Linked DNA regions of Homo sapiens: region 2 is linked to region 1. The links are chromatin loops, found by intact Hi-C in ENCODE. Cell type or tissue: CD4-positive, alpha-beta T cell. All regions are shown on one strand. Links, peaks and the distances in the headings refer to the core of each region. The heading gives the core; the rest is flanking DNA. Region 1 overlaps SPATA13 (spermatogenesis associated 13). Region 2 overlaps SPATA13 (spermatogenesis associated 13).

The links. A loop is a pair of places that touch in the nucleus more often than their neighbours do. Peaks named below come from ENCODE experiments on the same cell type or tissue, not always from the same donor. Only the 100,000 strongest peaks of a DNase experiment are listed, where the experiment ranks them.
Region 2: it touches region 1 in a loop (2.1-fold over the local background); 9 of 110 quality-filtered maps call a loop at or near these places.

What each region holds. Positions count from the first base shown.
Region 1 is chr13:24,274,929-24,291,093 of GRCh38, forward strand. SPATA13 (spermatogenesis associated 13) reads left to right here. Exons shown (of 13, transcript NM_001166271.3): 5 at 9,207-9,343; 6 at 11,286-11,465; 7 at 11,837-12,022; 8 at 14,071-14,250; 9 at 15,724-15,956. Among named protein-coding and RNA genes, the nearest start is that of C1QTNF9, 27 kb to the right of the region's middle. RefSeq lists enhancers at 283-342, 6,465-6,964 and a silencer at 6,052-6,131. In CD4-positive, alpha-beta T cell, for the core only: no CTCF peak of the experiment used is centred there; DNase peaks (open chromatin) are centred at 4,993 and 6,003; H3K27ac peaks cover 309 bases.
Region 2 is chr13:24,220,689-24,236,853 of GRCh38, forward strand. It overlaps SPATA13 (spermatogenesis associated 13), which reads left to right. Exons shown (of 13, transcript NM_001166271.3): 2 at 2,131-3,894. The coding sequence starts at 2,242. Among named protein-coding and RNA genes, the nearest start is that of SPATA13-AS1, 26 kb to the right of the region's middle. RefSeq lists enhancers at 403-697, 2,571-3,427, 3,132-3,241, 3,442-3,511, 4,286-5,142. In CD4-positive, alpha-beta T cell, for the core only: CTCF peaks have their summits at 8,320 (motif pointing left) and 8,522; a DNase peak (open chromatin) is centred at 8,333.

The sequences.
Region 1 (16,165 bases), core at 3,380-8,379:
TGATGTTTAAGGGCTGTGTTAGATCTCACCTCCCTTTCATTTAACAGAACACCTCAACCTCCACCCTGTTATCACACCCTCACCAGGACTACCCTCCCCCACTTATCAGTCAGGGGCTTTTTTTTTCCTGATGTCTTCTCTAACTGTATTTGTAACAATCCTTCCAATTTAAAAAAATGACACCTCCTCTATGGCTACCACATTGTTCTCTGTAGTAGTTCCTAAAGCTAAAAGTGGCCAGGGCTGAAAATGGGGACTGGGGCATTCTACTCACTGACAGCTGCAGCCAGGAGGAAAGCAGAGAGGGGGAGGAAAATGAGACATTTGTGTAAGGGATGGACTGGGGAAGGACCAATGCAGCCCCAGGAATCAGGGGCCCCCAGAGGGCAGTGTTTCTAGGAGTGATGGTTAACCATGGTTATTGAACAAGAGCATTATAAATTCACTTTATTACATTTTTGGAATTGATAGTACTCTGTGGAACAGATGTGTTCTCTTGGAATTGTCCCCAGTCAGAGAGGCGCTGATGGTCAGCACGCAGTTTTGATGACCAAGGGTGTGCTCCTTCTACCTGACTGAAGCTGCGGGAAGTGTTGTAGAAAGAGCCTGCTCTGTCTGCTCTCATATTGATTGTATGTAGGCATTTGGGGTTTTAAAACTGATTTCAATTTGGAGCAGTCTTTGCTTCTTGTTTACAAGATCGTTTCCAAAAATGGCTTTTTGGGCAAGGTGCAGTGGCTCACGCCTGTAATCCCAGCACTTTGGGAAGCCAAGGCAGGTGGATCACCTGAGGTCAGGAGTTTGAGACCAGCCTGGCCAACATGGCGAAACCCCATCTCTACTAAAAATACAAAAATTAGCTGGATGTGATGGCACGCACCTGTAATCTCAGCTACTCGGTAGTCTTAGGCAGGAGAATCTCTGGAACCCTGGAGGCAAAGGCTGCAGTGAGCTGAGATCGCGCCACAGCACTCCAGCCTGGGCGACAGAGCAAGACCTTGTCCCTCACCCCTCCCCCAAAAAATGTTTTTTCCACACCAATTTTTTCAACAAAAGAAACTACGGTTGGTGAGAATGTGGAGAAATTGGAACTGTTGCGCACTGTTGGTGGGAATGTGAAATGATGCAGCCATGTGGAAAACAGTATGGAGAGTCCTCCAAAAATTAAAACTAGAACTACCATTTGATCAAGTATGCTAAAGAGTTGTAAGCAGGGTCTCAAAAAGATAGTAGCACATTACTCACAATAGCCAAGTAGTAAAAGGAGCCCAAATGTTCACCCACAAACAGGTAAACAGAATGTGGTGTGTATACTCACAATGGAATATTTTTGGTTTTTTCCTTTTTTAAAAATCAATGGAAGTGCTAACCAAACAATGGAATATTATATAGTGTTTAAAAAGAAGGAAGTTCTAACACTTGGTACACATGAATGGATGTCAAGGACATTATGCTTAGTGAAATGAACCAGCCATAAAAGGACATATACTGTATGATCCCATTCATATGAAGTATCTAAAGTAGTCAACATCATAGAAACAGAAAGTGGAAAGGTGGTTGCCAAGGAACAGGAGAGGAAGAAGAGGAAGTTGGTGTTTAATATGTGTGGCCGTTCTGCAAGATGAAAAAGTTCTGTCGTACAAGAGTGTGAATATACTTGACACTGCTGAACTGGAACTGTGTGCTTAAAAAGGGTTAAGATGGTAAAAGAAAGGAAGAAAGAAACAATAAAATTTACTTTTTAATTATTATAATACATTCATTTCTCCTGATTTTGGTGACATACATTTTGAGAATTTATAATAGCTTTACAGCGTCAAAATTCCCTTAGATAAGAAGTCATCATTATTAACTTTCATCTGTAGTTGAGGTTCAAAGCCTATTGAAGTTAGTGAGGAATGGAACATGTAGAGGTGAAGAAGGCAGCAGCACCGGCCTGTGGGTCTGGCCATTGTGAGGAACTCTGCCCAGCAGAGCTGGCATTGACACGCTGTGGACTACTACATCTAAGATTTTTCAGCTGAACTGCAAATTGCTATTTCCCCATCAGCAATTCGTAATTCAATTGAACAATGTCTACTGAGAGTATGTGACACTTTAAAAAGTGTTCAAGTAGAGTGGAGTCAGATTACAGAGAAGATATACCGTAAAAGAATTTTGTTATGAAGCAATAGACAACTCGCATGTCATTTCTTGTGACATCATAAAACCACTGTTTTAAGAAGTTCACCTTGGGCCGGGCGCGGTGGCTTACGCCTGTAATCCTAGCACTTTGGGAGGCCGAGGCGGGCGGATCACAAGGTCAGGAGATCGAGACCATCCTGGCTAACATGGTGAAACCACGTCTCTACTAAAAATACAAAAAATTAGCTGGGTGTGGTGGCGGGCGCCTGTAGTCCCAGCTACTCGGGAGGCTGAGGCAGGAGAATGGCGTGAACCTAGGAGGCGGAGCTTGCAGTGACCCGAGATCGCGCCATTGCACTCCAGCCTGGGCAACAGAGCAAGACTCCGTCTCAAAAAAAAAAAAAAAAAAAGAAGAAGTTCACCTTGGAAGTAATATATAGGATGGCTTGGGGAGGGAAACAGAGTCATGAAGACTGGCTGAGGGATTTTTCTAGCTAGAATCTCAGATGAGCACAGGGGTGGGAGTCAGAGAGACCTGGGTTCCTATCCTGGTTCGGACCCAGCCCCTGTATAGCCCTGATAAATGACTCAACTTCTTGGAACCTCAGTTTCCACATCAGCAATTTGCAGTTCAATTGGAAATCACATACTGAGTGCCTTCTGTATGCCAGGTACTATGCTAGGGGCTGGGAAGACAAAAATCAAACGTCTGTCCTTTCCTTTAAGTCTGTCCTGTCCTTTAAGATGGTAAGCGACCTAGACAGTAAGCGTGGGGAATCATAGAAAACCACCAGGCCTGGACGAAGCATCAAAGCATAGCACAAAGATTCTTCCTGTCTAGACATCAGACACTGAGAAATCCCACTCCATAAAACACACTTGAATTATGGGACAGGAACACAGGAGTCATTAACTTTAAGGGACTTTAAAATCGTGAAAGTAGTTAGGGTGGTGAAGGGAAAAGGATACAACCAGAAAATGGAATCAGGTCCTTGACAGGCCCCACTGGGAGCAGGGATTGGTAGTTGGAAGGAAGGGTTAGTGAGGGAACGGAGGGCAGGACATACGGCTGCTCTCCAGAATGGGAGCAAAACACACAGATTTGGATACTAACACTGTTTTTAATATCATTTTGTCTTATTACAAGTAACAGCTACTGCTGGAGGAGACAGTTCTGCCCAGTGGGTAAGAGTTAGATGGCCTGAGCCTGCTGCACACAGCTGTGTGTTATTGGGACTTGAGTTTCCTCATCTGCAAGTGGGGACAACTGACAGTACCTCCCATGTAGCATTGTCATGAGGATTATATGAGCCGGTTCATCTCCACAGCTTAAATCAGTGCCTAGCACATTATAGGCACCTGATAAAATAACATCTTGCAATTCTATTTTTAATTTTTTTTTAATTTATAGAGATGGGTCTTATTATGTTGCCCAGCTTGGTCCCAAACTCCTGGGCTCAAGGGATCCTCCTGCCTCAGTCTTCCAAAGTGCTGGGATTACAAGCATGAGCTACCACGCCCAGCCACATCTTGCAATTCTATACTGTTTTTCAATTTACAGGGTGCTTTCATGTATCATCATTCCACTTGAGGCTCAAAGCACACCAATAACAAGTACTTGTTCAGAATGTATAAACAACCCTGAGAGATGGGTTTTATCATCCACATTCAACAGGTGAAAAAACAAAGAAAGAAACTTGACCAAGGACTCATACTCAAAAAAGAAAAATATAGAAAAGAAAAAAAATGTGCATCGCTATCATTTGAAGGCAAGTTCATCTGACCCCAAAGCCTTGCATGAAGTCCACATGCTGTTTTTCTTTCCTTCCTTCCTTCCTTCCTTCCTTCCTTCCTTCCTTCCTTCCTTCCTTCCCTCTTTCCTTCCTTCCTTCCTTCCCTCCTTCCTTCCTTCCCTCCTTCCCTCCCTCCCTCCCTCCCTCCCTTCCTTCCTTCCTTCCCTGCCTCCCATGTATGCCAGGCAGGAACACAGTTAAGAATAAAGCAGACAAGAATTACTGCCTTTCTGGAGCTTACATTCTGGATAGTGAACAGAATACATTATAGACGGTGACAAATGCTATGGAGAAAACTAAACCAGGGGAGACAGTGGAGTGAGAGTGAGGGTTGTGGTTTTGAGTGGTATGGTGAAGGTGAGAGAGGGAGCCAGTGTGTGTGTACCTGGGGAGGGCTGTCAGGCACACGGAGCAGCGGCCCTGGGCAAGGAGTGCCTGCGGTCTTTGCAGCCAAGAGCCCATTGGTTGGAGAGGGGTGGGAGGCACAGTGTATCTGGGGAGAGGTCTCAAGAACTTTGGCTGTCTCCCCTGTGGATGATTCTGAGCAGAGGAGTGACACAATCCAGTCTAGGAATGGTTTGGCAGCATCGCTCTGGCAGCTATGGCCTGCCGGGGGCAGGGGTGGCAGCAGGGAGACCAGGAGGGGCTGCTGGAGGGAGCCCGAAGCTGGATGGGAACCCAGGCTTAAGTGGTGGGAGGGGACCCAGGCTTGAGTGGTGGCAGAGGGGTAAGAGGTAGCCAGATCCTGGACACTTTCAGGAACTTGAATCAGATCTGCCAGTGAGTGGGTCGTGGGATGTGAGAGGTGGAAGAATAACCTCTGAATAGATAAAACATACAGGCTAATGCCTGCTTTACAGATGGGAAAACTGAAGCTCAAAGAGCTGAAGTGACTTGCACCAAGGTCATTTAGTTAGGAAGTTAGTGAAGCAAGGACATTCACCCAGGAATTTTCACTCCAGGCTCCATGACTTTCCCTCGTCCATGTTTCAAGTCTCTTGCCCCTGGCCTCTGCCCCCCATCTCCTGGCCAGGACTGAGTCAGCCCACCCATGAGCGCTTCAAGCCATCTTGCTTCCGCAGTGTCGCTAACTACTAATCCATGATGTTGAAACAGTTGCTGTTGAAACCTCTCTTGTGATTAACCTCAGCCAGAGTTGTCTTTTTTCTTTACTTTTTTCTTTTGAGGCAAAGTCTTGCTCTGTTGCCCAGGCTGGAGTCTGGTGGTACAATCAGAGCTCATTGCAGACTGGAAATCCTAGGCTCAAGCCATCCTCCCACCTCAGCCTCCCAAGTAGCTGGGACTACAGGTGCGTACCACGACCCCGGGTAGAGCTGTTTTGCTAAGTGTTTATGAAGAACTCAGAGAGCAGTCAGTATTTCCAGTCCGTGTCTCTGTCCAGAGGTTTTTCTCCTGGTACCTCCTGTAAAGGTCTAACTTTTCAATAGACTCCTGTTAATTGTGAATTTATACATGATTACAACCAGCTTTTTTTCTTTCTTTACTGATTTTCACAGCAATAGCTAGATCATGGTAAAGAATTCTCCCTTGGAAAACACTGTTCAGTTCTTCGAGGAGAAAGCGTCATTTTTCAGAGCTGTGCTGTGGGTGGGAAGCCCCAATGCCTTTATTTTACTGAGATGCACTTTTTTTTTTTTTTTGGCTCAACCACGGTTTAAATTGATAAGGAAAAATGCTATTGGTACCAGACAGTGCCAGATCAGTGGTTGCTAAAATTGGAAGATTCCTGCTGCTTTAGGCATTAGACACCCAGACTTTGTGTATATGCTCCTCACCCAGGAGCATCAGGATATCTCGGCCAGTAAGCAGCACAGTTCTTGGGCCTCGTGGTCTGGGCAGCCGCTCCAGGGTTAGAGAAGGCCTTTGTCTTCAGTGTTGTTTCCCTTGGAGTCTAAAACACACTCATGCATGAAAAAAATGATGTGCTTCCTCAAGACATCCCCCAACCCACCCCCAAACTCACACACCAGCAAAGCATACTAGACTAGGTGACCTCCTGCTCTCCGACTGTACGCACCCTGGCCTAGCATAGGAAGCAGAAGTTACATTTAAAACGAAACAGTCACCATGCGTTGTTCAGGCTCCCGTGTTTCTCAGACAGCACATGTCTGGCTTTCTCAAGGCCTCCAGCCACACCCCCAGCCAGACAGACATGGGTACACACATGCATAGCTGGCTCCCTGCTGCCCACCCACCCGTGCTCCCAGGGTGCACTCCCTTCTCCTGAGGCGCCAGGCCCTGCCATGCCCCTGGCAACCGTCCCCTCTCCTTTAATGAGCAGGTAAGAAAGCTAGGGCCCAGAAGGCAAGACCAAGGCTGTGGAGCGCTTTCTTCTGCCTCTTGGCTTTGTGCTTAGGCCCGGGAATTTACTCCTCCCCCTCCAACCCCGTCTCTTGGTCTCTTAGACAGCTCACTTTCACTTTTTCCTCACAGACACAGGCCCTGACCTTTCCTGACCAAAACTGGGGATGGGCCCAGGCAGGGGAGTGGAGGTGGGTAGAGGGTGACTGGCACCATGCACTCAGAGCCTGGAACCCTGACTTTGTCCACACTGAGAGCTCTCCCCTGGCTTCCATTGTCAGCTGCTCCAAGGTTCCCTGGCTGTCGCGGTGTCCGGCGCACCTGTCTGGGTGGTTTCACGGCTGGGGCACAGGTGCGGACCCATGGGCCATGCCTCAATGTGGCGTGTGCTGTCATGGACGTAAGCAGCTGGTTCTCCTGGAATCACAGAAGGGTTCTGGAAAGGAGGTGATGGTGGCTGGGATGTCGGGGTTTCTCTGAGAGGGGCACCCCAGGCAGAGGGGGAAGCAACTGGAAAGCCAGAGCCCATGAGCAGACCCAGCTCAGTGGGCACCACTCACAGGTGCTGTGTCCAGAGCTCAGGCTTACAGGACTGGGGCTGCCAGGTGGGAGGTGGCCTGAGCACAGTCTGAGAGAGGGGCTGGGGCCGGGCTGGGAGAGGCGCCGCTGGCAGCACGTGCACACCTTCCTGCTTTCCCTCCGTCCTGCTTCAAGAGCTCCGTGCATCACCAGTGCATGAGCTTGAACTCCTCCTCATCATGACAGCCCTGTCTGTGCTTGGCAAGGAAGACCTAAAATGCTGGTGCATGAAATACTACTTCTGCAGTGTTGATTACCCCCATTATTGTGGATCTTTTTCCATGTTTATCATTGTTCTAGTGCCAGACTCCTGGGCTCTATTTACAGAATTGGTTGCTTGTGACAGCAGTGTGGCTGAAGTGATGAGGGGAGGGAAGGGAGGAGAGGCATAAGGGGAGCAGGAGGCTAAGCATGATGGTGGGGGGTGGGAGTCTGGGGCTGGACGTGTGTCTGCCGAGCACCTGGCACATGGCCAGTGCAGGTAAGATGAACTGTGCATAGAAAATGCAGGTTAGATTGATCCGAATATAAAACATCTCCCCAAGAAAGAACTCTTCAGTCAGAAACCAGACCCATCCTTTTCTAGTCAAGTAACTAGAAACGTGGATTTGCCAAGTCCTTGAGGAAAGCAAGCCCATGGAGCACCATCCCAGGGCGACCTTCAGCCAGCCCTCTGTCCTTGCTGGCACACCAGCTTCTCCCTCAGGCTTCTGCTTTTTGTTAAATCTCCAGGGAACTTGGAATTTTTCCAAAACATCCTTGACTGTATCTCTGTTGCTGCAGGCATGAGCTTGGCCTCCCAACATGGATCTCAGTTCCTGATGCCATTTCCTCGGGCAGCTCTTGTTGCTGCCCACTCCCACTAACCTGTGTTCTCCCCAGCTGGCTTCCCTGGCCCCAGGCTCTGCCCCAACAGCTCTTCCTCCACGTCGTAGCAAAGTCTGTCATTAGCCCAGCCCTCATCGTGCGGGACACCATCACCACAGTAGCACTCTCTGTGGAGTTCCAGCTACTTGTCAAGGATGCTAAAAGTTTCACCTGCATTCTGTGGCCTGATTCTTCAAAAAGAAGGACATGAAGCTCAGAGAAATGCAGTCACTTGATTTAGGTCCCATGCCCACAGAAGGGCAGGACCAGAATTCAGACGAGACTCTGTGACCCTAAAACCTCTTCTCTTTCTGTCATATGAGGGGACTCTACTTAGGTCCTGTGGCTTCCTTTCTCCAAACCCTGGAACAGCAGCCCAGGATGAACTCTAGCCTGTGAGACCCTTCTGTGTGCCCCCGATCTTTGCAGTCTTGTCTTTCATGAGATGTGCAGGGAGTCTGTGGAGCATGTGCTTCGAATCAAGCCACCTGTGATTTGCAATCGGGCCATCGCACTGTTCTGAGTCGCCTGCTCCTCTTCCAGGAAGCCTTTCCCTGACTGGGGAGGATCCCTTCCTCTTTAAAATCCTGCCACTTGCTTCAGACTCTCCCTATTATATTTCCACTTCCTGGCTGCAGTCATCAGAATTCGGGTTTTATTGCATCCCCTTAAAGACAAGGGTCATCTGTTGTATAGCTTTCTGTCCCCAGCACCTGACAGTCATTCCGTTGGAAAAAATACTGATAGATTGCTTCTTGGACTTTTGGCTAAGATCAAGTAGAGAAACAGTGATGGAGACATCCCTGAACTTGCACAGGAGGACTGAGGCCATGAGTCTGAAAGAAGAGACTGCTCAGTGACAGATTGTTGGCTTTGCCAAGGGTGGCTCATTTTCCCAAGAAAGAAAATCTGACTAGCAGGGTGGCCAATCTAAAAAGCTGCACCATCCTTAAAAGATCTTTCTCTCTCTTTTCTGGTAAAAGTACTATATAATTCCTCATTCTCATATTTTGAGTTCCAAGCCTTTCAAATATGTACAGAGAGTAAGAATGATGGCACTTTTCTACTCAAGACACTGTTGGGATGTACTGGTTTTAGTAATACTGTTGCCTTGCAGATAAAGGATGGAAGCAGAATATTGGATCATCTTTTTCATCTTTTTTACCTCCTCAGCTTTCCAGCACATTGCTTGGCAGCATTGTTATCTATATTTATGTTGTTAATATCCAGTTTGGAGCACAGACTTCCAACTAAATTACACATAATATCCTGATGGTCTTCACTCTGCAAATGGTATTGTGTTGGCAATACACTCTTTAACATTCCACCTCTCACTTAATGTCACACTTAACTGCAGCTCTTAACTTTGGAGTAATGTAGACATTTTCTAATAGTTTCTTATTCTGAGTAAGATGCAGATGATTACCTTCCCTTGGGAGTATGTTACCAAATTTTTTCATCATATGAAAAAATCTTGTTAGCTGTGTCTTTTAAATCATGCCTTTGTTTTGTATGTTTTAGTTTCTTCAGATGGAGGTACTGAGCCCTCTGCCTTAGTGGATGACAACGGTAGTGAGGAGGACTTCAGCTATGAAGACCTCTGCCAGGCCAGCCCTCGGTACCTGCAGCCCGGCGGGGAGCAGCTGGCCATCAATGAGGTACTGGAATTCCACACGACAGTAGTGGATACGGGATACCTGATTTTCAGGGTCCACAACCACTTCTGACTTTGTTCCCTAGTTCTTCTTTACTAAGCATGTCCGAAAACCTGGAACTCTGATTAAAACAACACTGTGATTCACTTTGGAAGGCCAAGGCAGGTGGATCATTAGTGGTCAAGAGTTTAAGACCCGCCTGGCCAACATAGTGAAACCCTGTCTCTACTAAAAATACAAAAAAATTAGGTAGGCATGATGGTGCGCACCTGTAAACCCAGCTACTTGGGAGGCTGAGGCAGGGAGAATTGCTTGAAGCTGGGAGGCGGAGGTTGCAGTGAGCTGAGAGCACACCACTGCACTCCAGCCTGGGCGACAGAGCGAGACTCCATCTCAAAAATAAAGAAAGAACAACACTGTGATTCTCTGACCTCGTCCAGGAAAATATATGGGATTAAGCTTTCTGGGTAGAGGCAGCTCGTCTTTTTAGGTAAGGAACAGCAGCTCCCCATCAGTGTTCGGCCAGTGCTTTCCACTTGATAAAGAATACCCTCCCCTCCACTATCTCATGTAATTCTCACAACTGATCTAAGAAGCGGACATTATGGTTATTATCCACATTTTCATCAACGCTCTAAGGAAAGATGTCTAATTACTGGCTGGCGAATGGCAGAGCTGGAGGCACCCATGTATTTCTCCCTCCAAATCTGGTGTTCCTTTGGCCACCCTGCAGCTTTAGCTTTTTTTTTAGGAAATCATTCTGGAAGATACCTCCAGCTTTTGGCATTCTTGAGCAGAACGTGTGGAGCATAACTCCTTAGTGAGTCAGCGTCTTTACTGAGATGGCCAGTGATGTGTATCGTTGGGCGCTAAGGAGATGGGCAAAATCACCTGCTCCCGTGGCCAGGGGATGGAGGAGCCACATCTGTTCCTGACTTTTTAATTGTTAACGATCTCAAGATCATGCTATGTTCTCTTCAATTGCTGTAAAGTGTAAAGTTAGATGCAAAACTTACTCGAATTGTGAATAAAGTATGAATGATCCACACTGGAGGGAGATGTGAGGGACTTCCAATAGCATATGTGCATAACTTTAGTAGGCTTGGCTCTGTGACATCTAGTACGGCTGCCAGAAACCATTTTTGGAGCAAATATTTCAGAATTCAAGTTTGCTAGATAACTGACCTGCTGCTAAGTGAGCAGCTAGTACTTTTTTAAAAAGGGGCCTGCCTGCCTGCCTGCCTTCCTCCCTCCCTCCCTCCCTTTTTTCTTGCATTTTGCTCTTGTTGCCCAGGCTGGAGTGCAGTGATGTAATCTCGGCTCACTGCACCTCCGCCTTCCAGGTTCAAGCAATTCTCCTGCCTCAGCCTCCCAAGTAGCTGGGATTACAGACATGTGCCACCACATCTGGCTTTTTTTTTTTTTTTTTTGAGACAGAGTTTTGCTCTTGTTCCCAGACTGGAGTGCAATGGCACGATCTCCGCTCACTGCAACCTCCACCACCTGAGTTCAAGTGATTCTCCAGCCTCAGCCTCCCGAGTAGCTGGGATTACAGGAGCCCACCACCACGCCTGGCTAATTTTTGTATTTTTAGTAGAGATGGGGTTTCACCATCTTGGTTGGGCTGGTCTTGAATTCTTGACCTCAGGTGATCCACCCGCCTTGGCCTCCCAAAGTGCTGGGATTACAGGTGTGAGTCACCACGCCCAGTTTAAGCGCTTTCTTTAAAAGCAGGTAGAGATGTCCTCCTGACTTTGTTTTTTCTTAGTCTGTTCTCCTGGGTTCTCTTTGTGTAACCAGTCACATAGTCAGTGTGGACCAAATGCCACCAGCATATCCAAGTGAGAGGATACCAGTGTCACCCTGAGAGAGTGCACCTAGTGGCTCCCTCACCATCCCGCCCACTCGTGCTCTATGCTGAGCGCACCCCACTGTCTCCTTTCAGCTGATCAGTGATGGCAACGTGGTCTGCGCAGAAGCCCTGTGGGACCATGTGACCATGGATGACCAGGAACTGGGCTTCAAAGCCGGGGATGTCATCCAGGTTCTGGAAGCCTCCAACAAGGACTGGTGGTGGGGCCGCAGTGAAGATAAGGAAGCCTGGTTCCCCGCGAGCTTCGTCAGAGTAAGTGTGGGGTGCTTGCAGCTTTTCCAAAGTACCTGGGGGAGCTGCAGGATCCTTTCAGGTCAGAACTCGCCTTTTATCAGGTCAGCTCTTTTGTAATTGATATCTGACATGCAAGTCACACCTGTAAGAAATTAGGCTGGGTCGGAGCAAAAATGTTAAAGGCAGGCAAGCGAGTTGCTCGGTGTTTCTCTGTGGTCCTCGTGCCTGCTGGCATAGCCGCAGCCCTGCTGAGGCCATGAGACTCAGGCGAGGGCCAGGCTGCCTTCCTAACAGGTCACAGGAAAGTAGGAACCTGGGAGGTCTCCTGCCTCTGCTCCATGCTGCCCTCCCCTGCCCCAAGTCACCTGTCCCCTGTATGTGGGTTGCAGTTGCGAGTGAATCAGGAAGAGCTGTCGGAAAACTCCAGCAGCACCCCCAGTGAGGAGCAGGACGAGGAGGCCAGCCAGAGCCGCCACAGACACTGTGAGAACAAGCAGCAGATGCGGACCAACGTCATCCGGGAGATCATGGACACCGAGCGGGTGTACATCAAACACCTCAGGGACATCTGTGAGGTGGGACGCCAGGCTGGGACCTCACTGAGGGTCACAGTATGAGGCTGCATGAGGTGCCTGGGCTTTCTCCCCACCTCCACCCCCCGCCCCCCCATCAGGCTCCCACATGTATGCTCATTTCTCCGCCTCTGCTGTCTGCACTGCTAAGTCTGAGTGCTGCGGCTGTCCTAGCTGTTGGTGGAGGTTTTTTAGAGTCAGGGTCTCTTTTCAGAGACAAGGCTTTTCTTAGAGATAGGGTCTTGCTCTGTCATGCAGACTGGAGTACAGTGGCGTGGTCATAGCTCACTGCAGCCTCAAACTCCTGGGCTTTAAGCAGTCCTCCCTCCTCAGCCCCCCGAGTAGCTAGGGCTACAGGCATGCATCACCACACCCAGCTAATTTTCTAAATTTTATATAGAGATAGGGTCTCACTGCGTTGCCGAGGCTGGTCACGAACTCATGGACTGAAGCACTTTTCCTGCCTTGATTTCTCAAAGTGCTGGGATTAGAGGCGTGAGCCAGTGTGCCCGGCCCCTCTCTTAAGTGCACTCTGCAACTATCTCTATCAGGACCTAATTCCTGAGATTATTTGAAAAGAATGGCTTTCATAGAAGGCAACACCCTCACTTGATTTTACAAAGAGTCAAAGGTTTGTCACTATCTGCAACCCCGCTGCATCTAATCACCAACTGACAGATGAGATCCTGAGTCATTTAGACACAGATGGGAAAAAATGCTGGTTTTATATTGGTCATATGAAAGGCTATATTCTATTGTCATGCTATTCTACTTGGCAACAAATTTTATTTTATAGTTTTATCCTGATTTCAGAGAACTTGTCATTAGTAGAGGTGCACCTGAAAGGTTTTGTCTTCCTGTGGTATTTTGTGCTTCTATGGATTGTGTACGAGCATCACACTACACTGCTGTTCGCCCTGTCTGCTCATTACGGCTCTCCTAGCTGTAAATGCTGATATCTGCACTATCAGTTCAACGCTGACCATTCAGTGCTGAAGACAGGTTGAAGTCAGAGAACTGCCCGTTCTCTAATCGGATTAGCCAGCTGTGTGGACATGCCAGTGTTTAGCTTCTTTGTGCCAGCCATCTCGTTCTGTATGAGTGTGTGGCGAAAGAAGCAGGTCTGCAGTGCCATTTAGGGAAATAAGAGGAAGTGCCCATGATTATTGAGCATTGACTGTTTGTCACCCCTCACCTGGATTAACTCAGCTACCACAGCATTCCCCCTGAGCAGGTCCTGTTAGCCCCCATTGCAGATGGGGAAACAAAGGCACAGAGAAGTTAAGTGGTGGGATTGGATTTAAACCCAGGCAGTCTGCCCCAGAACCTATCCTTTTCTGAACTATTACATTATATTGTTTTCCTGTTAAAATTCATACCAAGTAGTCATTGGTATGTGTTTTACTCCATGGTCAGTTTATTCTACTGAATGTCATGATAACTCTTTTTGAGTTAGCTGTTACATGTATGTACAGCCTTTTCTTCTTATCCCACTAGCTCCTACCTAAGCCATAGTATAGCCATGGTGTTGCACATAGATAATTAGTGCAAGCCTCAGATTAAAGACCCACAGATTGATGCTGTCCATAGAAAGGCGGTGCTGGTGGAATCCTTGGGTAAGAGGAATCCTTGCCCTGATGAACAGTGCACAGAGCTGCATGGGCTATTCAGCAAGCAGTGACATTCTGCATTTGACAAGTCTCCTGGGCTGTGAAATGGAATTAGGGTTGGGAGAATGATTACCTGAAGAGTTTGGAAAAACACGTGACGACACCAATTTTTGAGCTCTGGTATTTGAAACTTGTTTCTGGAAACATTATATGGTTTATTGGATCCTAAATCCAACCGCATGAGCCTTTTTGCTTTCTTTTTATTTTAAAACACCTATGGCAAATTGCAGTCATGGAAGTACGATGACCTCATCAGAGACTCATAGAGTCTTTTTAATTAAAATTCATTCCAAGTTCATGGCTTTAGGCCTACAAAAGCTGTACTATTCAAATAATTTATTTGGATTTCCAAATAAAAAGTATTACTTCTGTATTTTGCAGGGCTATATCCGACAGTGCCGCAAGCACACAGGAATGTTCACCGTTGCGCAGCTAGCCACTATTTTTGGAAACATTGAAGATATTTACAAATTCCAAAGAAAGTTTCTGAAAGACCTTGAGAAACAGTACAACAAAGAGGAACCTCACTTAAGTGAAATAGGATCTTGCTTTCTTCAAAATGTGCGTCACCCTTTACTTCATTATTAATAACATCTGCTTACATAATTTTGAAGTGCATCTCCACAGAAAACAGGAGTCTCTTTTGTTTTATTGTTTGTTTGCTAGATGAATCTTCCATAGAAAGGAGATGTTTCTTCTATCTTATATGCTTATCATATAAACAAAATCTGTATAGTTAATCTTGTCTAAATGTCCCAAATTCATTTTTTCAAAATCCTTTTATGTAGTCTGGAATTAGGGGGTTACATTTGGAGTAATTACTTTTTAAAAATTTCTAAGGGTTATGCCATAAGAACTATGGAGTCCTTCCTAATAATATCCAGGAAGTGTCTATTACATTTCAGGCACTGTTTCCAGGGTTTTCTTATATTAGCTTGTGTATTGCTATGAGGTAGATATGATTATCTCTCACTTTCTAGATGAGGAAACTAAGGCCCAGAGAGTAAGTAACCCAAGACCACATACCAGTAAGAGGCATCTGTGAAGGCAGACCCGGGCATGCGGCTCCAGGACGCATGGTTGTGATACTGTAACTGCCTCAGAACCTTCCTGTGATAACATGCATTTATCATTTTTTAACTTATGATTGACTATTACTACTTAACCGCTAAAGGATTTCAGAGGAAGATTTTAGTCCCAGCCCAAATAGCTAGGGAACAGTAAGAGTAATAATAATAACAATGACAGCCTCACCACACCTTCACTTCCTGGGTGCTGGGCTCAGTAGCTGTCTAGAGTCCTCTGGGGCAGATAGATTTTAAGTGGCTGGGCATAATGTTTTTGTGTTAAGTTAGTCAGCTGGAGGCTGGGCCCCATGTGTGACGTGGGCATATCTGGGACATTGTCACAGGCCTCCTTGTGTGGCCTGTGCAGAAGGTTCCTGCAGGAGCCAGCTTAGGACAGGCTGGAGGCCAGGTGGTGGCATGAGGAAGGTAAGTCTCACAGTGAGGACAGGGGAGTACTGCTGCCACCAGGGAAGGGGTCTTGGCGGGCCCAGCCAGGGTGACGGCAGAGAATTGGGAAGAGAGGTATGTTGAAATGGGCATTTTTGAGGAAAACCTGACAAGACTAGTTGTAAACCACAAAGAATAAGCAACGATTAAAACTGCATACATGGTTTTCAGCGAGTTGAAAAAATTTGTGGGAGGGGGACGTTAGAGGCCCTGCTCCCCACCTTCCAGGATGAGCGTGAGGCAGGCTAGAAAGAGACCAGGGTGCTGAGTTCCAGGGCAGCCTCATCCCCAACCCCCTCAGGAGCCTGCTGAAGCACCCCTTCTCGCCGGCCAGATAACGCTTGCGGAAACCATGGCAGGGCAGCTTGGGTGCCAGCGGATTTCATGCCCTGTCCTTCTTGCAGTAGTCCATCTTCCTCCTTTCTAGGAGTGTCCCTTAGAGAGGGCTGGGATGATGCCTGTCTTTGTCATGTCCCAGAGGCACCCCAGAAGCTGACGAAGCTGTACTTTTCCTTCCCAGCAAGAGGGCTTTGCCATCTATTCCGAGTACTGCAACAACCACCCGGGCGCCTGCCTGGAGCTCGCCAACCTCATGAAGCAGGGCAAGTACAGACATTTCTTTGAAGCCTGCCGCCTGCTGCAGCAGATGATTGACATCGCCATCGACGGGTTCCTGCTCACACCAGTGCAGAAGATCTGCAAATACCCGCTGCAGCTGGCCGAGCTGCTCAAGTATACCACACAGGAACACGGGTGAGGGGCATGGGTAAGGGGCACAGGTGAGAGCACTGCTGCCATTACCCGTAGGCAGCTCTTAACTCCAGGCAGTGATAGGTGGGCTTCAGTGTCAGCCTTAACACTTTGGGAGCTCCATGGGAGAAGTTTTCAGGTTGTTTAGAATGTGTGCAATTAACTATTGAAATAGAGTGGTTGAAGAGCCTCCAGGATATCCAGTCCTAGAG
Region 2 (16,165 bases), core at 6,152-11,151, 51 kb before region 1:
CGTGTGGTAGCCCATCAGTCTTCTGATGAATGGAATTGGCTGATGGTCTAAGTCATCGTAGCCTCCCTTGTCCCGGGTGGAATCAACTCTTTGACCCTTTACCTATGGCTGTCTGTGGGAATCCCTTCTCACTGGAAATGATGTAGGGGCAAATAAAAATAGAACCCATCAAGAACATGGGGCGTAGGAGCAGAAGAGAGATGTTTCTGTTTGCATGGGGTCAGATTCTGCACTTGATAGGGATACGCTAAATTGGGATCTGATCTCAAGATCTTTAAAAAATGTCCTCCTCTTGTTCCTCTCTTGCCTTTGGCCTCTGTGGCCTTGGAGGTAATGGCATTGACTGATGTCTAAAGATTTTTGGGATTTATTTACAGTCAGGGTCGTGAGGCCCAGGAATTGGAGTCAGATGCCTGGGGTACAGATGCCCATTGTGCTTCTCTGTTCATTAGTTTACTGCAGTGGAGAAGAGTGTGGGCTTTGTGGGGACAGCTGCAGGACTCCCAGGCAAATGACCTAACCTGCCTGAGTATCCATCTGGTTGTCTGAAAAATGCAAGTCATTCTGTGACCTCTTAGGTTTCTGTGTGTACTCAGTGACGTTATGTTTTCCAAGACCTTAGGGCAGAGGCCTGACATATAGTAAGTACTTAAAAGTTGGTAGTCTTTTATGGTTATTATCATAATCTATCATTCATTCATCCAGTAACTATTTATTGAGAACGGGGGGCTGAGACATGTAGGCTATCACTTGAAGGCTAAGCAGGTCTTGGCCTGATGGGAAAGGTTAAGGGGGAGCAGGATTTTCATTTTTCAGGGGAGGGCCATGGACCCAGGTGTGGGGTTGAAGGGTTTGGACACAGATGTGCATGATGGGGAAAGCATGGACAAGATCTGAGGGGAAGGGATGGACACAGGTGTGTGGGGAAGGCATGGACACAGGTGTGTGGGAAAGTATGTATACAGGTGTGTGCAGTAAAGATATGGATACAGGTATTGGGGGAAGGTGTGGAAGTGGATGTGTGGGATGGGCATGGGTGCAGTAGTGTGTGGTTGTCAGGGCACGTGGGAAGAGGAAAAAGATGCCGAATTTGTTTAATTTGAATTCTTACCTCTGAATTTTTTTTTTTTTTTTTTTTGAGACGGAGTCTCACTCACTCTGTCGCCCAGTTTGGAGTGCAGTGGCGCAATCTTGGCTCACTGCAACTTCTGTCTCCCAGGTTCAAGCGATTCTCCTGCTTCAGCCTCCCGAGTAGCTAGGATTATAGGTGCACATCACCACGCCTGGCTAATTTTTGAATTTTTAGTAGAGATGAGGTTTCATGATATTGGCCAGGCTGGTCTCGAACGTCTGACCTCAGGTGATCCACGTGCCTCGGACTCCCAAAGTGTTAGGATTACAGGCGTGAGCCACTGCACCCAACCCTGAATTTCTAATATACTTCAGCAGCATCCTCACTTCTCTCTGCTGTATGGCCAGTTGGAAAAAGACCCCCACCAATGTGTTTCCTTCTCAGAGGCTGCCCTGGCATGTCCTTGCTGAGTCCTTCCCGCCTGTGTCTAGGTGGCCCTGTGAGGCTCTCAGTTAGTGTTTGGGCGTCTCAGCCCTCCTGGACAGGAGGCAGCTGCCAGCATGTGGGGCTCCATCTCTGCTCCTCATGCTTATTCCTGCGTGTGCCAGCACTTGGTTTGAGTATTCGGTATGTTGGATTCAACACAGGCTGCCATTTTAATGTCATGCTTTTGAAATCGTTGTGAGGTTTTCTTTTGGTATTTCCTAATTATTTTTTTTTCCATTTCAAATAAGAAGAAAAGATAGTGTTGAATGATACCTAGATATTTTCATTCCAGCGGTTTTTTTCCTAGTCTCACCTACACAGGTTCCAGTGAGCTCAGGAGTTTACCTTCATGTCCGTGGCACAGCCCATAATTACCCTTCTCTGTCCAGGGATGTATATTTGCATCTTTCCTTCAACTTATGAAGTGAATGGAGGGGAAATGTACAGTTTTAATTGAGTTTGAAGTAGCTTTCATCTGACCAGCCCTGTGCTGGAGCGTGCCTCTTCTTCTGTGAGCAGAGGGGCTACTGCGTGGGAAATGGCTAAACCGCCTGCTTTGTCTTTCACTGCAGCCCGTGGCCACCCAGGAGCCCGATGTGCAAGGCAGGTGTGAGTGCCAGGACGGCATTCCTGGAGATGAAGGCCTGGAGCTGCGGTCTGCGGACTCGGCAGTGCCCGTGGCCATGACCCAGGCTGCCGTGCGGCCCTGGGCACCCTGCCTGGAGAACATGACCACTGCCCCAAACGGCCTCGGGCCAGGCCCCGCAGCCCCCTGTGCAGGCTCGGACCTGAAAGACGCCAAGATGGTGACCTCCCTTGCGTGTGGAAATGGAGTCTGTGGCTGCAGCCCTGGTGGCGACACGGACACCCAGGAAGCCAAACTCAGCCCAGCCAAGCTTGTGCGCCTCTTTTCCACCAGTCGGAAGAGGACGGGTGCCCACCCCGAGCGGCCCCACTCCATGGTCCTGGTGGGGAACTCCTCCACATGGAACACCCTCGCCTCCTTCCGGAAAATGGGATCCTTTAAGAAACTGAAGTCCTCAGTCCTGAAAGGAATTCAGAGCCGAGAGGGGTCAAATGCCTGTTCAAAGGGAGAGGCTTCGGAGCATGGCCTGGGAAAGTCCATCCCAAATGGCGCTGTCCCAGGAGCCCAGGCAAGCAGGGGCTCCCCCTTAGCACCGGGACCAGCATGTGGTGCCCTCAGGCCAGCAGAGTGGGGCACATTGGATGGCTCCGACCTCGAGGACACGGACGATGCCTTCCAGCGGAGCACACACCGCTCCCGCAGCCTCCGCAGAGCCTACGGCCTGGGCCGCATCTGCCTGCTGGATGCGCCCCAGAACCATGCGACACCCACGATAGCCACTGGCCAGGTGCCCGCCGTGTGTGAGATTCTCGTGAGGGACCCTGAAAACAACAGCATGGGCTACAGGAGGAGCAAGAGCACGGACAATCTTGCCTTTCTGAAGAAGAGCTCCTTTAAGCGGAAGTCCACCTCCAATCTTGCAGACCTCAGGACGGCCCATGACGCACGGGTACCACAGAGGACCCTGAGCAGTTCCTCCACTGACTCCCAAAAGCTTGGGTCAGGAAGGACCAAACGCTGGAGGAGCCCGATAAGGGCCAAGGACTTTGACAGAGTCTTCAAACTTGTGAGCAATGTGACTGAGGCTGCCTGGAGGAGGGAGAGTCCTAGGAGTGGGGCCCCATCCCCTGGAGAGGCCAGCCTGAGACTTCAGGCACACAGCCGGCTGCATGACGACTACTCCCGCCGCGTCTCCAGGAGCACTGAGCAGGACAGCAGGCGGGGCGGGGCGGTCATGCATGGGACCACTGCAACCTGCACCGTGGCCCCCGGTTTCGGCTCAGCCACCTCTAAGGGGCCCCACCTAGACGCTGACACTGCCGTATTTCCTCTTGAAACCAAAAGTTCCTGGGCGGTGGAAAGCGACAGTTCCTGCACTTGCAGCTCTTTGCCAAGCCCGATTGTCCAGGATGTGTTGAGCAAAGACTCCTGTGACCCAAACGCTGGCAGCCAGTTGACATTTGACCCTGAGCAGCCTCCCACCCCTCTAAGGCCCACCACACCCAAGCCCCAGAGCCCTCAGAGCCCCCAGAGCCCCGGGGCAGGAAGTGCCAGCTGTCACAGCAATCACAGTGCCCTGTCCGCGAATTCAGAGGAAAGTGAAGGAAGGGCAGAAGAGCCTGCTCAGAGAGAGCCAGGGCCTGTGTCCTTGCAGGATCCCCTGGAAGCCACACATGGTGATGAGGGCAGCAAGGACCTTCTGGTGAACATTGGTGTGGCAGCCGGCCCAGAAGAAAAGGAGAAGGAGGAGGTAAGGGCAGCGGCGAGGTCCCTCATGTGGGCGACCCTCCTGCGGGAAGGGAGCTTGCACAGGTGTTGCCCTTGGTCCCTAACCTGTCAAGGTCAGTGGCCCTCTGCTGACCTTGTTGCCCTTACAGTATTAGTGGGAATGGGAGTTGTCAAGTTGCTGTTTACCAAGTTCAGAAGTAATCTCTATCTCCTTTGAAATAAATTGACAATGTACGAGATTCATTGAGATGACATTTGCCACACCTTTCATTCAAAAGATGTTTATTGAACATGTACCAGGTACTAGATTCTGGGGGAAAAAAATAAGTTGTAAACAAACTGTCTTCTGCTCCATGCAGCTCTGACTCATATCTTTCTTCTTTGTATTTTAAGCTGTTTCTGTAACCTTTCCCACAAAGTACATATAAGTGAAATTCTTTCTGTTAAGAGACTATTACCTGTCCTAATGTCACAGCACCTGTGGGTGTCACTTGACCAGCTGGAAACCTCTGTGGGCTGGCAGTGCCTCTGCTTGAGTTTTGCTCGTGCCCACTAGCCTCGTTCCACCCATTCTGCCCAGCAGGCTGCATTCGGCTTGCACTGCCAGCCCAGATCCCATGCCTGCCAAGGGCAAACCAGGAATGGAGCAGCGAGGGGTGTGTGAGTGAGTGAGCATGGAGTCCAGCCTCTGCACACAGCCAGGCATGTCAGCTGTTGCAGCAGGGCAGGCAGCTCCAGGTGCCGGCACAGGTGCTGGCTCCATGCAAGGCTGTGGCTGGACCAGATGCACTGTAGCTGGCTTCCGCTGCAGGCACCAGCGTGTGGACGAGGGGAACGTGGTGACGAGTGAAAGCTCAGAGATACCAGGAATCACAGAGCCCCAAAGAGGGTGTTACGGCCTGTCACAGCCTGGTTCTCATCTGGGCTCCCAGAAGGGCCACAGCTCTCTTCTTCTCATCACCTGCATTACAGCAAGCAGGGGGGCTTGTTTCTGGGAGTATGTTTCACCCCATTTGTGTTATATCTCCTTCAGTCCCACTGCCCCACTCCAGCATGCAGCTCTTGGGCTGGTCTAGCCCCACCACTGCTTCCTGTTGCATGTTGCAGCTGCCTGGTGCTGGTGGAAATTGGGAGGGTTATAGTGTTACAACTTTAGTTGAGGGAATCCCAAGGTTTGGGCCCCCAGAAGGGTTGCCACTCTTCACGCCTGCAGTCCAGGGGCATGTCACTGTCTGTAGCTCGGTGAGCTGGCCAGGAATTTGTTGCAGCCCCTTTAACTCCCACCTGCAGCTGGGCGAGCCATCCGGGAAAGTGTTACAGCTCCTTTCGCTCCCACCATTGGGCAGGTTCCACATCCAGGAAAAATGAAGTTACGTGGACAAACGGAGGGTGAGCAAGGCTGAGAAGAGCTTTATTGGGTGACTGAACAACTCTCAGCCCATAGGAGACCTGGAATGTGTTGCTCCTCTCTGCAGGCAGGTAGTCCCAATGAGTGGCGGAGTCTGGGGGTTTTTATAGGCTCAGAATGGAGGAAGTGCATGCTGATTGGTCCATGGGCAGGCCTGGAAAAAGCACCATTTGATTGGTTGAAAGGCATCAAGGAAGTTCTCACTCCAGGTCGCTGACTTCACACGAAATTGGCATCTGTGCCCTGAGGCTTCAGGCTGTCCCTGGCTTGAAGGTGGGGTTTCACTGCGGACCCGCCCCTTCCCACCTAGGTACCTGTCCACCTCCCACCACCATCACTAAGTCTGTTTAATTTCCTAGGAATGAATTAGGAACATGCAGTTTGGTACCTGTCGGCCTTTGAATGATGCTTGTTTAAAGAGATTTTTATGATGGGTTATTGTACTTATTTTAGAGTAGATCATAAGCACCTCATTAATTGACTAAGCTAATAGCTGTCAAGGTTACAACAGCAGTTTTTTTCATATTCTATCAAACATCTTTATAATTTTCACTTTATAAACACTGAGTAATATTACCTTACATAGCTGGAAGATGGGGAAATGCATTCATGTGTATATATTGCAGATTATTCTTCACATACATTTCTAGATTGATTTGCAGGTATAGATGGTGCTTGCCATAGAGAATAATCCCCTAGCAAATGCTCCTTCCCACCCATCCCTGGGGAGGACCTCAGTTTTGTCTTAGCACCTACAGATGAATGATTGCACAGCAAGTTTGCAGACTCAGAAGCCAGGACAGCCTCTGCACTGTCCATCTTGACCTTTGCTGTACAGACAGACCTGGTTAGTAGAACCTTTGTAGAAAGACCTAGAAAGTAGGACTATCGCAGAGTACTTTCAGATTGAGATTAGTCTCAAGGTCCCCTGGGCAGCCAGAGAAGTGAGACTGCATATTGTCTGTTACCTGAGGTTCCCGTGGAGAGCTCACCAGTTTGAGAGGTCTTGACTATTGAGAACCGTCTGCTCATTTGCATATTTGAGCCTGTGGAGCAGTTGTAAGGACACAGGAGTAGTTACCAGACTTAGGAAGGAGTTCCAGTTCTGTTGGCTCCTGTTTGTACAACTGACCAAACTTCACTAATTCCTGGGTGAGATGAAGGATGAAGGGTAACATTCCTTCCACTAAACACCCTACCTGCGCCACTCGTAGTTTGTAACCTCCCCTCCCTAAAAAAGGATTTGTATATGTCTGGAGGGTTTTTTTATGTTAAAGATTGGATTTTATTTTCTGCTTAACAGAATTATTTTTTTAAAAATCATTGAAATATTTTATTCCTGAGAACCTGTTAAGTGAATATATATGAACTAGTGTGTAGTTATTTGCCAGGGTGATTTTGACCATTTTATGGTTTTATATGTATATTTGCTATTGTTAGTTATATCAAATTTAATTTCTACCCACAAAAGATCACCAAAGATAGAAAGCAGAACAACAATTATATTGAAATTCAGTTTATTAAAGGTGCGTGCACATGTTGATAATTCTACGAATTTGCCTCCAGATATTCATCACATTTTTCAGTTGCAGTCATTTCTTCAAAATTCTTTTTTTTTTATTGAGACAGTCTCATTCAGTTACCCAGGCTGGAATGCAGTGGTGCGATCTTGGCTCACTGCAACCTTTGCCTCACAAGTTTAAGCAGTTCTCATGTCTCAGCCTCCCAAGTAGCTGAGATTACAAGCGTGTACTAACATGCCAGCTTAATTTTTGTATTTTTAGTAGAGACAGGGTTTTGCCGTGTTGGTCAGGTGGTCTCAAACTCCTGGCCTCAAGTGATTCGCCTACCTCAGCCTTCCAAAGTGCTAGGATTATAGGTGTGAGCCACCACGCCCGGCCTCAGAATTCTTATATAGCACATCAGGCTTCCTCTTGTACTTTTGTTTTCTTGAGATGGAATTTCACTCACTCTGTCACCAGGCTGGAGTGCAATGGTGCATCCCAGCTCACTGCAACCTCTATCTCCCGGGTTCAAGCGATTCTTCCGCCTCAGCCTCCCGATTAGCTAGGATTACAGGCACCTGCCAGCATGCCCAGCTAATTTTTTGTAAAAATAGGGTTTCTCCCCTCTTGTACTCTTTTTTTTTTTTTTTTTTTTTTTGAGACGGAGTCTAACTGTGTCGCCTAGGCTGGAGTGCAGTGGCGTAATCTCGGCTCACTGCAAGCTCCACCTCCCGGGTTCACGCCATTCTCCTGCCTCAGCCTCCTGAGTAGCTGGGACTACAGGCACCTGCCACCATGCCCGGCTCATGTTTTCTATTTTTTTAGTAGAGACGGAGTTTTACCATGTTAGCCAGGATGGTGTCGATCTCCTGACCTCGTGATCTGCCTGCCTCAGCTTCCCAAAGTGCTGGGATTACAGGCGTGAGCCACCGCGCCGAGCCTGTACTCTTAACATATATGTCAAAAAGAGAAAATATAGTTATGGCTTTACCCATAACTTATACATTGCATCTTATACACTGGGAATGTTCGGTGTTACTTGTAGAGAAGTGCTTGTGAAGTAGAACCTGAAACCTTTTTTATTTTGGCTTTGGGAAACAAAATACAAACTAAGGGAAACAAACAGGAAAAGGGTGACACGCAAGGATTCCAGCCTTCATGAGTTAAAAGCAATTTTTGTCTATTTTGTAGCATTACAAAATTAAATTTCAGTCTTTACTATTTTTCAATATACAGTTTTTTTATTCAGCTCATTAACAGTAAGGTTCTACTTACAGGATTAAAGCAAATTTAAACTTATTGTTGAATATGAAAAGTTGTAATCAACATATATTATGGTGTTATTTAAAATAAATATTATAATGTACTTTCAATAGGGAGAATAATTTTTATTTAGAATCACTTATTTATATCATACTGTCCTAAAAATAACAAAATAATCGTTGAAAAATTTTAAGCAGTCTAACAAGATTGTGTATTGCTGTGAAAAAGAGCTGGGAAAATGTCCTGCCGCTTTAATTTACAAAGCATGCCATGCTCCTGCCACCTAGTGGTAAGCTTTAAGAGCAGTGGTTTGTTGAACAAGTACTTAAGCTTGTGACCTGTTTTAAGTTACAGGTTGCATTTACTTGTTGACAGTGCTGTCTGTTGCCTTATGGAGGTGTTGCCTAGGAGTCTGGAGCATTCATGCTGCTTCTCCTACCAGCTCACAAGGAGAAACCCCCTCTTTAGTGAGTGGAAACTCAGGCAGCAGAGTCAGTGGTTCAGGTAGTGCTAAATATGCCATGGAAAAAACTCTTAAATGATGACAACCAATTGGACCCCTCTCCAGGGAGCTATGGTAAGCTGCAGTCTCTTGGCACATGTTTCTAGTTGAGTTGGGACCCTGGCTCTATTATTAAAAGATCCCTGGCAACCGGGGCAAACTGTTGAACTTCTCCTGCCGTGGGTCTTCTCAAGGGTAGGATATGGAGTAACTTCATCTGCCCCTGGGGATGGTAAGAGCCAGTGAAATTATGGATGTCAAACACTTAGCCCGCCCTTTGACACTGACTGCCCACTGTGTGGTTATCACTGTTTAGATGATTTTTCCATCCTAGATTGACATGGCTTTTTAAGACAGGGACGTTAAGGTCGGTTCTTTCCAGAACTCTTTTTCAATATAACACTGTTACAGTCTTACAGGGGATGGAGAAGTTCTTCAAACAGTTAGTTTGACATCATGCTACTTAAAAAAAAAGCATAAGAGTTAAGTTCCTGCATAATCCAACATTTATATTTTCATGAAACCATGTCCCCAACCAAATTTGTTGAACACATGTCAGATACAAGAGACCAGTTAGGTATGACTCTATAGGGAATGTGGTGATGCCAATGAAGTTGTACCTGTGCCCAGATACACTTAAAACATAGGAGAACTTGATGGATTCAATTCCATAAAAGTGGTAAAAGCAAAATGCTATGGGTTTCAGAGGACTTGCAGTTCTCACCCATGTACCAAATCAAGGAAGGCTTCATAAGGGTGACTGAATCTGATTTGAAGAAGGAGGATTTCTACAGATGGTTATGGAGAGGACAGGGGCATTTCAGTGAGGTGTAGAGTAGGTTGGGCATGTGTGCAGAGATATTCTGTGATTGGAGAGAACAGGAAGTAATGTAATTTGGTTTGATATAGAGGAATAATCCAAGTTAAGATGGAATCATTAAGCAGAAGTCAAACAGTGCATAAGGAATTGTCATGTACCTCACCACTCAACACCTGCTATGTGAACAGAAGGGGTTGAAACAAAAAGAAGCTGTCTGTACTCTCATGGGTTCAGAGCCTAGCTGGTGAGAGGAATGTGTGCAGGTCATTATGATGTAGTGGTAAGGGCTCCTCATGAGAATGCAGTAAGTGCCGCAGGAGCCCCAAAGGCGGCAGAATGAAGAACTCTGGCTGGAAAGTGGCAGAATTGGGGAGGGACAGTGGAGTGGGGTCTTTAGTGCCCCGGGCGGCGGTTGCAGAAGGGCACTGGACTTCCAGGCTGGCGGGAAGAGTGTAGAACAGGAGGCAGATGCCCACATCTGAGCTCAGCTCTGCTGCTTACCAGTTCTCGACCTTTGCTAAACCTCATTTTCCTTGCCTGTAAACTGTGGGTGATAAGTGTCCCGACCACATAGGATCGTTGTGCAGATTAGCTGAGGTGATGTGTGGACTTAACATGGGGCTTTGTATATAAGTTTCTAGCAAAGTGATGCATCTATTGTGCTCAGGGAGCTGCAGACGGCTTGCAGAACTTCTGTACAGGGTGGCTGGGTGGAGAGGAGGGAGATCAGGTTAAGCAGTTAGGTCTGGACATCATTAGGAAGGGCCTCGCTTACAGCTGTGAATTTGGACTTTACTCTGTAAGTGGTGGAAAGTCAGTGACATTGTCAGGGCAGGGACTCAGAGGGACATTCCGTGGCTGGGGTTGATCAGACCAGCTCTGTAGAGAGGTCTAATTTGCATAACATCAACTCACCGGTTGTAGGTATGCAGTTTGATGATTTTTGGGAAATGTAGTGTGTGCAGCCACTACCACCGTCCAGCTAAAGAACACTTGGCTCCCCCCAGAAGGCTTCCCCACGCCTTTTACCAATCCCTGTTCCCACCCAAGACTAGGCCACAGCTGATGGGCTTTGTGTCTACACCTTTTATTAAGCGAACAATTCAGTGATTTTTATATGTTTATGGAGCTCTGCAGCCATCACCACAGACTAATTTTAGCACGTTTTCACCACCCCAGAAAGAAGCCTCGCGCCATTTGCAGTCACTTTCTGTTCCTAGCCCCAGCCTCAGAGCTATTTTTTGTGTCTATTATTTTACTTTTCTGGACATTTCATAGAAATGGAATCCTGTAATACGTGGTCTTTTGTGACTGGCTTCTTTCACTGAGCAAAACCTTGTTTTCAAGGTTTGTCCATAGAGCATGATCAGTGCTTCCTTCCTTGTTAAGGCTGCGTAATATTTCAGTGCATGGCTATCTATACCGCACTTTGTTATCTGTTCATCTGTTGATGGAGATGGGTTGTTTCTGCCTTTTTGCTATTATGAGTAATGCTGCTATGAATACTTACATACAAGTCCTTGGGTGGAAATATGCTTCCTTTCTCTTGGGTGGATACCTAGGGGTGGAATTGCTAGGTCTTGTGACATTTCTATGTTTAATTATTCGAGGAGCTGCCAAGCTGCTTTCCAAAATGGCTGTACCATTTTAGATTCTCACCAGCATTGTATAAGGGTTCCAATTTCTCCTCATCCTTGCCAGGACTTGGTATTGTCAGTATTCTGGACTCTAGCTATTCCAGCGGGTGTAGAGTGGTATTTCATTTTGGCTTTAATTAGTATTTCCCTAATGACTAATGATGTTGAACGTCGTTTCATGTGGTTATTAGCCATTCAAGTGATCTGATTTAGTGAAGTGCCGATTCAGATCTTTTGCTCATCATTTCATTGCATTCTTTGTCATCCTTTTATTGAGCAGTTAAGGTTTCTTTATATTTCCTGGCCACCTGTCCTTTATCAGATAATATGATTATTCAGGGTTCTCCAGAGGACGAGAACCAATAGGATACATATGAAAATCGGCTGGTGTGATTAAGGCCAAGTACCAAGATCTGCCATCTGCAGCCTGGAGAACCAGGAAGCCAGATGTGTAGTTCAGCGTGAGCCTGGAAGCCTGAGGACAAGGTGATGGGGTGGAGTGCTGGTGTAAGTCATGGAGTCCGAAGGCCCAAGAACCAGGAGCTTCAGTGTTCCTGGGCAGGAGAAGGTGGATGTCTGCCAGGAGAGGAGGGGAATCCTGGACTTTTGTCCTATTTGACACCTCAAGGGATTGCAGATGCCTGCCCACATCCTTGAGGGCAAGTCTTCTTTACTTTACTGATTACTGATTCCAATGCCAGTCTTTTCTGGAAACACCCTCACAAACGCACCCAGAAATAATGCTTTATCAGCCTTCTGGGGATTCTTTCACCCAATCAAGTTGACACATCAAATTAATAGGAATTACAAATATTTTCTCACAGTCTGGCTTGTCTTTTAAATTTTTTAATATTTTTCTTTTTTGAGACAGGGTCTCACTCTCTTGCCCAGGCTGGAGTACAATGGTGCAATCACAGCTTACTGCAGCCTCAACCTCCCAAGGTCAAGCAATCCTCCTGCCTCAGCACCACCCCCACCCAGTAGCTGGGACTACAGACACACAGCACCACACCTGGTTACTTTTTGTATTTTTTGTAGAGGTGGGGTTTTGCCATGCTCCCCAGGCTGGTCTCGAGCTCCTGAGCTCAAGTGGTCTGCCTGCCTCGGCCTCCCGGAGTGCTGAGATTACAGGCATGAGCCACCACTCTCAGCCCAGTTTTATAATATTTTTTAAAGAGTCAAAATTCTTAGTTTTGATGAAAATACAGTTACCAAATTTTTGTAGTTTTCTGTAGATCTGAGAACTCTAAGATTACAAAGATTTTCTTCTGTGTTATTTTCTGGAAGTTTTATCATTTTAGCTCTTACATTTAGGTATATGCCCCATGTTTAGTTGTTTTTGTGTGTAATATGAAGGTTCATTTTTTAATATATGAACATCTGTTTATCCAGCCTCCATTTATTCAGCCGCCTATGGTTTTTGTACTGCAGAGAATGTAAGTTTCCATATTCCTCTGGGTTCTCATTCATTTTTTTTCTGACAAAAACATTACAGAATTTGAATCACAAAAATTAGAGTTAGAAAGATAATTTTTAAATATAATATTATGTGTGCTTTCAAAAAATGTTTTTCTAATGAATTGAACATGTTGTTGCAGGGACATTTGCCCTGATATGACAGTTAGTGTTTTATGATATTTCCTAAATAGTATGCTTGGGGTAGACATGCAACAGATATCTTCTCTTACAGAGGGCTTTTTAATGTGATCTGAAGAGAATTAATGTGCCTTCTATGAGTCATCTTTGTGCTAGTTTATGTTCAGTTTCTCCTAGAATGTTTTTAGCTTGTTTTTGTTTCTTTTCCTTTTGCTGGAGAAAAATGTGAAAAAGGATCTATTCCAGAAATACTAAATCATAGAAATTCACATCATGAGTCTAAATGTGAAAGTAGCTTTTTACTTTAACAATGGAATCATTTTCTAAGTCAGTTTAAAAAAAAAAGTTTCCATTTGCTCTGAAAAGGTTTATGCTCATTATTACCTAATTCTTTTTCAACGGAAAGTTTCAAAGTATTTCTGAAAGGGTGCTCAACATTTGAGTCAGGCATTTCAGTACAGACTAGTTAAACCGGCAAATTATGTACTTGTGAAGTTCTAGCCAGAGTGAGGACCCCCTGGGATGCAAGCCAAAGCTGCGGAATCCCGAGTCTCCTCCAGCACTGCTGACAGGCTACAGAACTTTATACACTTAAACACACACACACACACACACACACACACACACACACACACACTGATAAGATTATTTCTACAAATGCAGAATCTAAATAAAATTATCGTATACCTGTAGTTTTGAACTTTCCAGTGGCTCATTTCTAGAATAGTTTCTCTAGTGAGATACCATTAAATAGGATTTTCTCATTAAAAATAAGGGGGGAGGTAGATGGAATCATACCCCTATACCTGCACAAGAGACTAAATGCCAACTCTTATAGAAATTACCACAGTAACCATTTGTAATCAACTTGTCATGATGTACTGCATCTTATTAATGCTATGCATGTTAAGCTTCCTGAAGTTTAAGAAATGATAGGAAGCAATATCATAATATATTCTTCAGTGTTTTCTTATTTTATCTTAATTAGCACCTCATTTTAATTTGTGGATAGGAGGGCATAATTAGACCTTAGTGAAGTACTAAATACAGAAAGGTACACTTCCATATTCTTCAGAGGGGGAATTTTAGCTTGATGACTAAGAAACTGATTTCAGTATACGTTTTTCTCCTCTTCTATATTTCTCTTCTTGAACTTCTCTATAACAATTAAGATCAAAGGCCACCCAGGGTGGAATTGCTTTCAACCCGGCTTGGTGACACCGATTGATTTGGCTGTGTCTGCCATGATGGTGATGATTAGAAGGAATGCCGTACGTTTTGTTGGTGGGGGCCAGAGTACACATTGCCAGAAGTCACTATATAAATAACATTACCTGTTTCTTCTACTTCTGACAGTCTGGGGACAAAACCACCACTTGCAGTGCTCTGGGGCAGACTTCAGGGAGTCAACTGGTGCAGGAATAGAGAGAGGGGCCCTGTGGATTGGAGAGGATATAGCACTCACAGCTGCTTGCTGCCCTGCACTGATCTAGTAACTTTCTAGGATACCAGGATCCATATGGCTGCCAGCCAGCCATTCCCAATTTGAGTGGTCAGGAAGCTGGATGGTGTAAGGTAGTTGGGCCTTGTTCTGCTGAGTTCTGTCCTAGTTTTATTGCTAACTAGCAGTATGTTCTTAAGAAAGACACTTGACCTACTTAAGCCTCAACTTCTTAAAAAATTGGGATTATAGTACTGCCTGAATTAAATGAAATAATGCATGTATGGTACTTACCACAGTGCCTTGGAACATGGTAAATCGGGTTAATAGTAGCTTTTATAACAGAAATCATTGTTATGATTGAAATTATTTCCTTTGGTCAAACATTTCAGTACAGACCAGTTAAACTTTGCAAATTATGTACTTCTAAGTTATAGCCGGAGCAAAGACCTCGCCCTGAGTTACAAACCAAAGCTACAGATTCCTGAACCTCACCCAAAGCTACTGAATTAGAGTCCCTGAGGTTTAGACCCAGAAATTTGGACTATCAGCAATCAACTCGGGAAAATGACTTTTGTCAATGCAAACTTTGAGATTCGCTGTCCAGGCTGAGGCTCCTCTAGGTATAAAGTGTCCTGTACTTCTCCAGAATAGAGTGATTGAAGCCAGGGAGGCATGCCGGAAAGAGAGAAAGATTGCTTGTAAAAACTTTTCAAGCAAGAAATGGTGTGATAAAGAATTGGTCTGGCTGACGTGGTGGCTCATGCCTATAATCCCAGCACTTTGGGAGGTCAAGGCTGGAGGACCACTTGAGCTCAGGAGCTCGAGACCAGCCTGGACAGCATAGTGAGACCTTGTCTCTTAAAAAAAAATAAAAAGCCAGGTGTGGTGGTGCAAGCCTGTGGCCCCAGCTACTTAGGAAGCCAAGGTGGGAGGATTGCTGGAGCCTAGGAGATCGAGGCCACAGTGAGTTATGATTGCACCACTTCACTTCAGCCTGGCTGACAGAGTGAAACCCTGTCTTAAATAAAATAAAGAATTTGGTCTAAAATATGTTGAGCAGTGTAAGTCTAGCAATTGCTCCATCCACTACTGAGAACTAGAATTTTTACCAACTCATTTGGGATTTTAAAAAAGTAACTGTTTCTTGAAAATAAGAATATAAATAATAACAGCTCAAATTGATATGCCTTTTCAGTGGATGAAGTTCCATCATGCAACACTGTTGCATTCAGTTTTCACAGCCACTTGTGACATAGGTGATTTTTGTATTTGCTTTAACAGATGAGTAAACTGAGGCTTGGAAAAGTTCAAGGACTGTCACATAAGTAGTGAGGGGTGGGGTCGGGCCTGCAGCTGGGTTTCCAAATGGGGAAGGAGGCCTAGAATCAGCATCTGCTTTGGGATGTGGCTTGCAGACATGCTCACCATTTATTAGCCTCCTCATCTCTTGAGGAATCACTTAATCTTTCTTATCTGTAAAGTAGAATTAAATGCATCTACTTCAGAGAGTTTTTAAATTAAATGACATAAATGATATCTTCAACAACAACAAAAAACACAGCCCCATTTAAAAAATGGGCAGAGGACTTGAATAGACATTTCTCTAAAGAAGATATGCAGGTGAGCGGGTGGATCACCTGAGGTCAAGAGTTTGAGACCAGCCTGGACAACATGGTGAAACCTTGTCTCTACTAAAAATATAAAAAAAAATTAGCTGGGCGTGGTGGCACGCACCTGTAGTCCCAGCTACTCGGGGAGGCTGAGGCAGGAGAATCACTTGAACCCAGGCGGCGGAGGTTGCAGTGAGCCAATATTGCGCCACTGCACTCCAGCCTGGGTGACAGAGGGAGACTCCATCTCAAAAAAAAAAAAAAAAAAAGATATGCAAATGATAAAGTATATGAAAACATCTTCAGTGTCACTAATCATTAGGGAAATGCAAATTAAAACCATGGTGAGATACTACTTCACACCCATTAGAATGGCTACTATAAAAAAAATAACAAGTGTTCACAAAGATAGGGAGACATTGGAACCCTTGTGCATTGCTGGTGGGAAAATAAAATGATGGTACGGCTGCTGTGAAAAACAGTGTGCTGATTCCTCCAAAGTTAAACA